2 separate regions of the Homo sapiens genome follow, and region 2 is linked to region 1. A link is an interaction called in ENCODE POLR2A ChIA-PET data of the cell type or tissue named here. Cell type or tissue: PC-9. All regions are shown on one strand. Links, peaks and the distances in the headings refer to the core of each region. The heading gives the core; the rest is flanking DNA.

What was found. Peaks named below come from ENCODE experiments on the same cell type or tissue, not always from the same donor. Only the 100,000 strongest peaks of a DNase experiment are listed, where the experiment ranks them.
Region 2: POLR2A ChIA-PET joins it to region 1 with 17 read pairs; 2 of 35 experiments call an interaction of 5 or more read pairs at or near these places.

The regions. Positions count from the first base shown.
Region 1 is chr7:105,005,506-105,008,426 of GRCh38, reverse strand. No RefSeq gene overlaps it. Among named protein-coding and RNA genes, the nearest start is that of KMT2E-AS1, 7.2 kb to the left of the region's middle. In PC-9, for the core only: no CTCF peak of the experiment used is centred there; a DNase peak (open chromatin) is centred at 1,586.
Region 2 is chr7:105,231,921-105,234,841 of GRCh38, reverse strand. All of the region lies in intron 2 of SRPK2 (SRSF protein kinase 2), which reads left to right. Among named protein-coding and RNA genes, the nearest start is that of SRPK2, 160 kb to the left of the region's middle. In PC-9, for the core only: no CTCF peak of the experiment used is centred there; no DNase peak of the experiment used is centred there.

The DNA of each region.
Region 1 (2,921 bases), core at 127-2,626:
ATGTAGCAAGAAGAGCCTGAATCAGAGCAGGAGTGATAAAGAAGGAATCTAAGTTATTACAGAAACATCCGTAATTGTTGCCTGGGTGGGTATAAGGAAGAAGAAGGAATTGACTTTCAAGAAAAATAATTGACATTTGATAGTCTTCACAGATAAAAGCCAAAACAGGGTAGATTCAGTCTTAATAGGAGACAAATTTAGCAAGAAAGCTGAGATCTTGGGTCGGTCTACATTTTAGGCCAAGGAAAAGGAACTGATTGCATTTGTTTTTTAAGATAGATTATACGCCAGTGCATAACATATTTAACCTAAGTCTGATTAGCTTTATAATAATTTTTAAATTATTCATAACTATCCTAAGCAATACCTTTTATTGTTAGATTATTATGTAATGCCCACAAATGATAGATAGCATTTGAAAGTAATTGCTGGCTGATTATAGGCATGGTGGCTTATGCCTATAATCCCAGCACTTTGGGAGGCCAGGGTTGGTGGATCACATGAGGCCAGGAGTTCAAGACCAGCCTGGCCAACGTGGCAAAACTCTGTCTCTACTAAAAATACAAAATAATTAGCTGGGCGTAGTGGTGCACATCTGTAATCCAGCTACTCAGGAGGCTGAGGCATGAGAATTGCTTGAATTGGGGAGGTGGAGGTTGCAGTGAGCTGAGATCGCACCACTGCATTCCAACCTGGGGGACAGAGTGAGACCCTGTCTCAAAAAAAAAAAAAAAAAAGGAATTGCAAGTAGCCTGTAATCCCAGCACTTTTAGGAGTCCGAGGCAGGAGGATCACTTGAGACCAAGCTGGGCAACATGATGAAACCCCTGTCTCTACAAATAATTTTTTTAAAATATTAGCCAGGTGTCTGGCACACGCCTGTAGTCCCATTTACTTAGGAGGCTTAGGTGGGAGGATCACCACTTGAGGCCAAGAGATCAAGATCAGCCTGGGCAACATAGCAAGACCCCCACCTATAGGAAAATAAATCCGAGCGTTCCAAGTGTTCAGCTATTCACCCACTTTAGGTTTCCACCTTCCTTAGAAAGTAGAGTAGTATAAATTATTTCTGAAATTTGTGAAACGATGTACCACATAACCCTCTCAAACCAGGTTGCTACTACTTCCAATGACTTCATTGATAAGGGGCAAAGTAACTCGAATGATGGGTGAGCTCATGACATGGTTTAGCTCCGTATCAAACTCTGGATTTGGGAAAATTGCTACTGATTTATTAAACACTTGAATTCTTATATGCTAGGTCAGAATTTGGCAACTAAACTCTCAGAAATTTGTAAACTTCCTTTTTACATAGAAAAGTGAATCCAGGCTGGGTATGGTGGCACGTGCCTGTAATCCCAGCTGCTCAGGAGGCTGAGGCATGATAATTGCTTGAACCTGGGAGGTGGAGGTTGCAGTGAGCCCAAGATTACACTGCTGTACTCCAGCCTGGGCAACAGAGGGAGGCTCTGTCTCAAAAAAAAAAAAAAAAAAAAAAAAAGTGAATATACTGTACTGTAAAGCCTGTGCACCTCTTCATCACACATAATTGCCTGTACATTATGCCCAGTGCCTGGCCCCTATTGGATTTCTGACAAGCTTTAATGTTGTTAGGTTAAGAGAGAACCTGTTCCTCAAGTTTAGTCTTATCTCTAGTATTTAAATTTTTCATGAAGGAAGGCTGTGCTAAGGCGATACTTCATTCCTGAAGAACACTTACTTAAATAAGTAATGTTCAATTAATTTTCCTCATTCTATGAAAAACTTGAAAAGGCAACAAAAATATTCACTATTCTCTGGTTCATTTGATAACAATATTGTGGTAGTCTAGGCATCTCTCCCATGTCCCAAGCACAGCTTATCTGACCACATCTATACAACAGACATTCTGTAGCGACTCTCTTTGTTCTATTCCATGCTCCTACTTTATGGCCAGTGAAAGGGCAAATGGAAGTCAAAAGGGTAAGAGGACACGTTAGATAGCTTTGATTGAAGCATTCTTTTAGAAGTTAAATGACTGAAAAAGGTTTTACAAATGACATCGAGTCAAGGGTTCATCTGAAAGTATCTAAAAGTTAACTAGTTCCCTTTCTCCACAAACTCTGCCCATGTAGGTAAGTTTTATTTTTCTGAGGAATAAGAAACATATGCAGTTATTTGCATTTATAATATTTTGTGAAAGTTCTGTATTTTCTTGTTTTTTTTGAGACGGAGTCTCTGTCACCCAGGCTGGAGTGCAGTGGTGCAATCTCAGCTCACTGCACACTCTGCCTCCTGGGTTCACACCATTCTGCTGCTTCAGCCTCCCGAGTAGCTCGGACTACAGGCGCCTGCCACCATGCCCGGCTAATTTTTTGTATTTTTAGTAGAGATGGGGTTTCACCGTGTTAGCCAGGATGGTCTCGATCTCCTGACCTTGTGATCTGCCCGCCTCGGCCTCCCAAAGTGCTGGGATTACAGGCGTGAACCACCGCGCCCGGCCAAAAGTTCTGTATTTTTATGAGCTCCAGGTGGTCTTATATAACCCATAGCATTTGATTCCTAAGAATACATCCTCTTGGCCAGGCGCAGTGGCTCACACCTGTAATCCCAGCACTTTTGGAGACCAAGGCGGGCAGATCACAAGGTCAGGAGTTTGAGACCAGCCTGACTAACATGGTGAAATCCCGTCTCTACTAAAAATAGAAAAATTAGCTGGGTGTGGTGGCGCACGCCTATAATCCCAGCTACTCAAGAGGCTGAGGCAGGAGAATTGCTTGAACCCGGGAGACAGAGGTTGCAGTGAGCCGAGACGCGCCACTGCACTTCCGTCTGGGCGACAGAAGGAAACTCCGGCTCAAGAAAAAATATATATATATCCTCTTAAAACTCCTTTGCTTTTATGCTAATACTCTTAACTAGTTGATTTCTTCAGCTTCTTA
Region 2 (2,921 bases), core at 282-2,781, 230 kb before region 1:
GTGATGCCCTCTTTTCTTACCCACACTGAACCTTTTTTTTTCCTGCTTCATATAGCATGTGGTGAATCTTATATCAGCACACCTATCTTCATTGCTTTGGTGCTTTTCTGCTTGCTGCTTTTCTTCTTCTAATGTGTAAGTTATTTTAAGGCTGCCTCTCCAACGCAATACATAGCTAAGTGCTTAAGATCCTGGGCTTTGTAGACAGTCTTTGTTTTGAAGGATGGTTTAGTTACTATTTAGTTATATACCATTGGGTAAGTTACTTAATGTTTCTCAGTCTCTGGACGTTGATAATAATTAGTTTGTTGGCTGCATTATTTTACGGGTTGAAGTGGCACATAGTAAGCATCAGTATAGCCTATTATTAAATTTTGTCTTCATGGTATTTAGCACATCGTAGAGATCCAGGAAATATTTCTTAAATGAGATAGTAGAAGTTTCTCTAATGATCTTTTGGTAGATTGAAAAGCAATAGCAATCCATTGATGAAATATTAGTTTACATTTCAAAAATCTTATTTACTGGTTAATATATTTGCATTGTTTTAAACAGTATTTAATTCTGTCCCTTTGTTTAAAACAAACAAAAAACACCCACAACCGCATTTTCCAGTGGCAACTACTAGTATAAATCTTTGTAGTCTTTTTCTTTTTACATAACTGAAATTACTAAAATAATCAGTCTCATTTACCTTATTATAACTGGTGCAGCAAAGGTGTTCTTAATGTGAATCTGTTTAAAACAGGGATCTAAATTTTATGTAAGTCATAAAAAAATTTAATTGGGCCTTATTTTAATAATAATAGATACTAATTATTAAAATGAAATTAGTTTTATTTTAATATTTAACAAAATTTATCACTCTTGGATCTGTTAGTTTATAGAATGAACAAAGAATTGACCCAAATATTGTTTCTCTTGTAATAGTTTCCAAAAAAATATGATTTTTTACTTATTTTATTTTTATTTTCATTTTTCATTTTTTTTGAGACGGAGTCTTGCTGTGTCGCCGAGGCTGCTGGAGTGCATTGGCTCACTGCAATCTCTGAGTCCCAGGTTCAAGCGATTCTCCTGCTTCAGTCTCCTGAGTAGCTAGGATTACAGGTGCACACCACCATGCCTGGCTAATTTTTTTTCTTTGCATTTTTAGTAGAGACGGGATTTCATCATTTGGCCAGGCTGGTTTTGAACTCCTGACCTTAAGTGATCCACCGGCTTTGGCCTACCAAAGTGCTGGGGATAACAGGTGTGAGCCACTGCGCCCAGCCCGTATTTTATTTTTACAGGAATTATAAAGGAACTATTTTGTAAAAGTAGTTGAGAGCTTCACCTCTTTTCCACTGATCTCTAATTCTCTCATATGCAAGTTCTCCATTAAAGAGCCTGTCAGTCCATTATCTTTGTTGATATTGTCTTCTACAGTTGTTAGTTGGTCTGCTGGGTTCTTGTTTGCCAGTACCCTTGGCTGTTACTAAGGTCAACAAGGCTTTTATTGCTACCATGAAGTCTTGCATATTTTGTAAGGTTTTCAGGTTTATTGAATTGTATCTGCATTCTCTTGTCAACTGCTTAGTTTCAGATGCGATTAGGTGTTTTCAGGGTGGCGTGACTATAGACAGCCACTCAGTTTCTATCAAAGACTATTAATTGACCTGTGCCTTCATTAAACTCCTTCCTTCCCTTTCCCCTTCCTTCCTTCCTTCCTTCCTTCCTTCCTTCCTTCCTTCCTTCCTTCCTTCCTTCCTTCTTTCCTTCCTTTCCTTCCTTCCTTCCTTGCTCCCTCCCTCTCTCCCTCTCTTCTCTCTTCTCTTTTCCTTTCTTTCCCTCCCTCCTTTCCTTTGCCTAGGCTGGAGTGCAGTGGCGTTATCTCAGCTCACCACAACCTCCGCCTCCCAAGTTCAGTGATCAAGTGATTCTCCTGCCTCAGGCTCCTGAATAGCTGGGATTACAGGCACCCGCCACCACACCCACCTAATTTTTGTATTTTTAGTAGAGACGAGGTTTCACCATGTTGGCCAGGATGGTCTCGATCTCTTGACCTCGTAATCCACCTGCCTCAGCCTCCCAAAGTGCTGGGATTACAGGCGTGAGCCGCTGAGCCTGGTTATCTTTTTTTTTTTTATTATTATTGTTGTTTTTTTTAATGGGGAGAGATATTTGAAAAGGGTCTGATTTTATTAATGGTTATTTCACATGTGAATATTTCTGTTACTGTTTTTTTTTGTTTTGTTTTGCAGCCTTTTCACTTTAGAGACTTAGATTACAAGTGTTTGAATAATGATAATATCCTAAGTACAAATTTTTATTGCCGTTTTTGTTTTACTTTTGTACTTAAAAACTCTTTGCAAACTTGATCTTTTTTTTTTTTTTTTTTTTTTTTAGATAAGGTTTCGCTCTTGTTGCCCAGGCTGGAGTGCAATGGCGCGATCTCGGCTCACCGCAACCTTTGCCTCCCGTGTTCAAGCGATTCTCCTGTCTCAGCCTCCCGAGTAGCTGAGATTACAGGCATGTGCCACCATGCCTGGCTAATTTTGTATTTTTAGTAGAGACGGATTTCTCCATGTTGGTGAGGCTGGTCTCGAACTCCTGACTTCAGGTGATCTGTCCGCCTCCCAAAGTGCCGGGCTTACAGACGTGAGCCACCGCGCCCGGCCTGCAAACTTGATCTTAAAAATAAATTTTAGTCTGGGTGTGGTGGCTCATGCCTTGAATTCTTAAAGCAGGCAGATTATATAGGCAAGAGGATTGCTTAAGCCCAGGAGTTCGAGACCAGTCTAGGCAACATAGCAAGACCCATCTCTACAAAAGGTAAAATTTCCTGGGTGTGTTGGCAAGTGCCTATGGTTCCAGCTACTCAAGAGGCTGAGGTGGGAGGATTGCTAGAGCCCAGGAGTTCAAGGTTACAGTGAGTTATGATC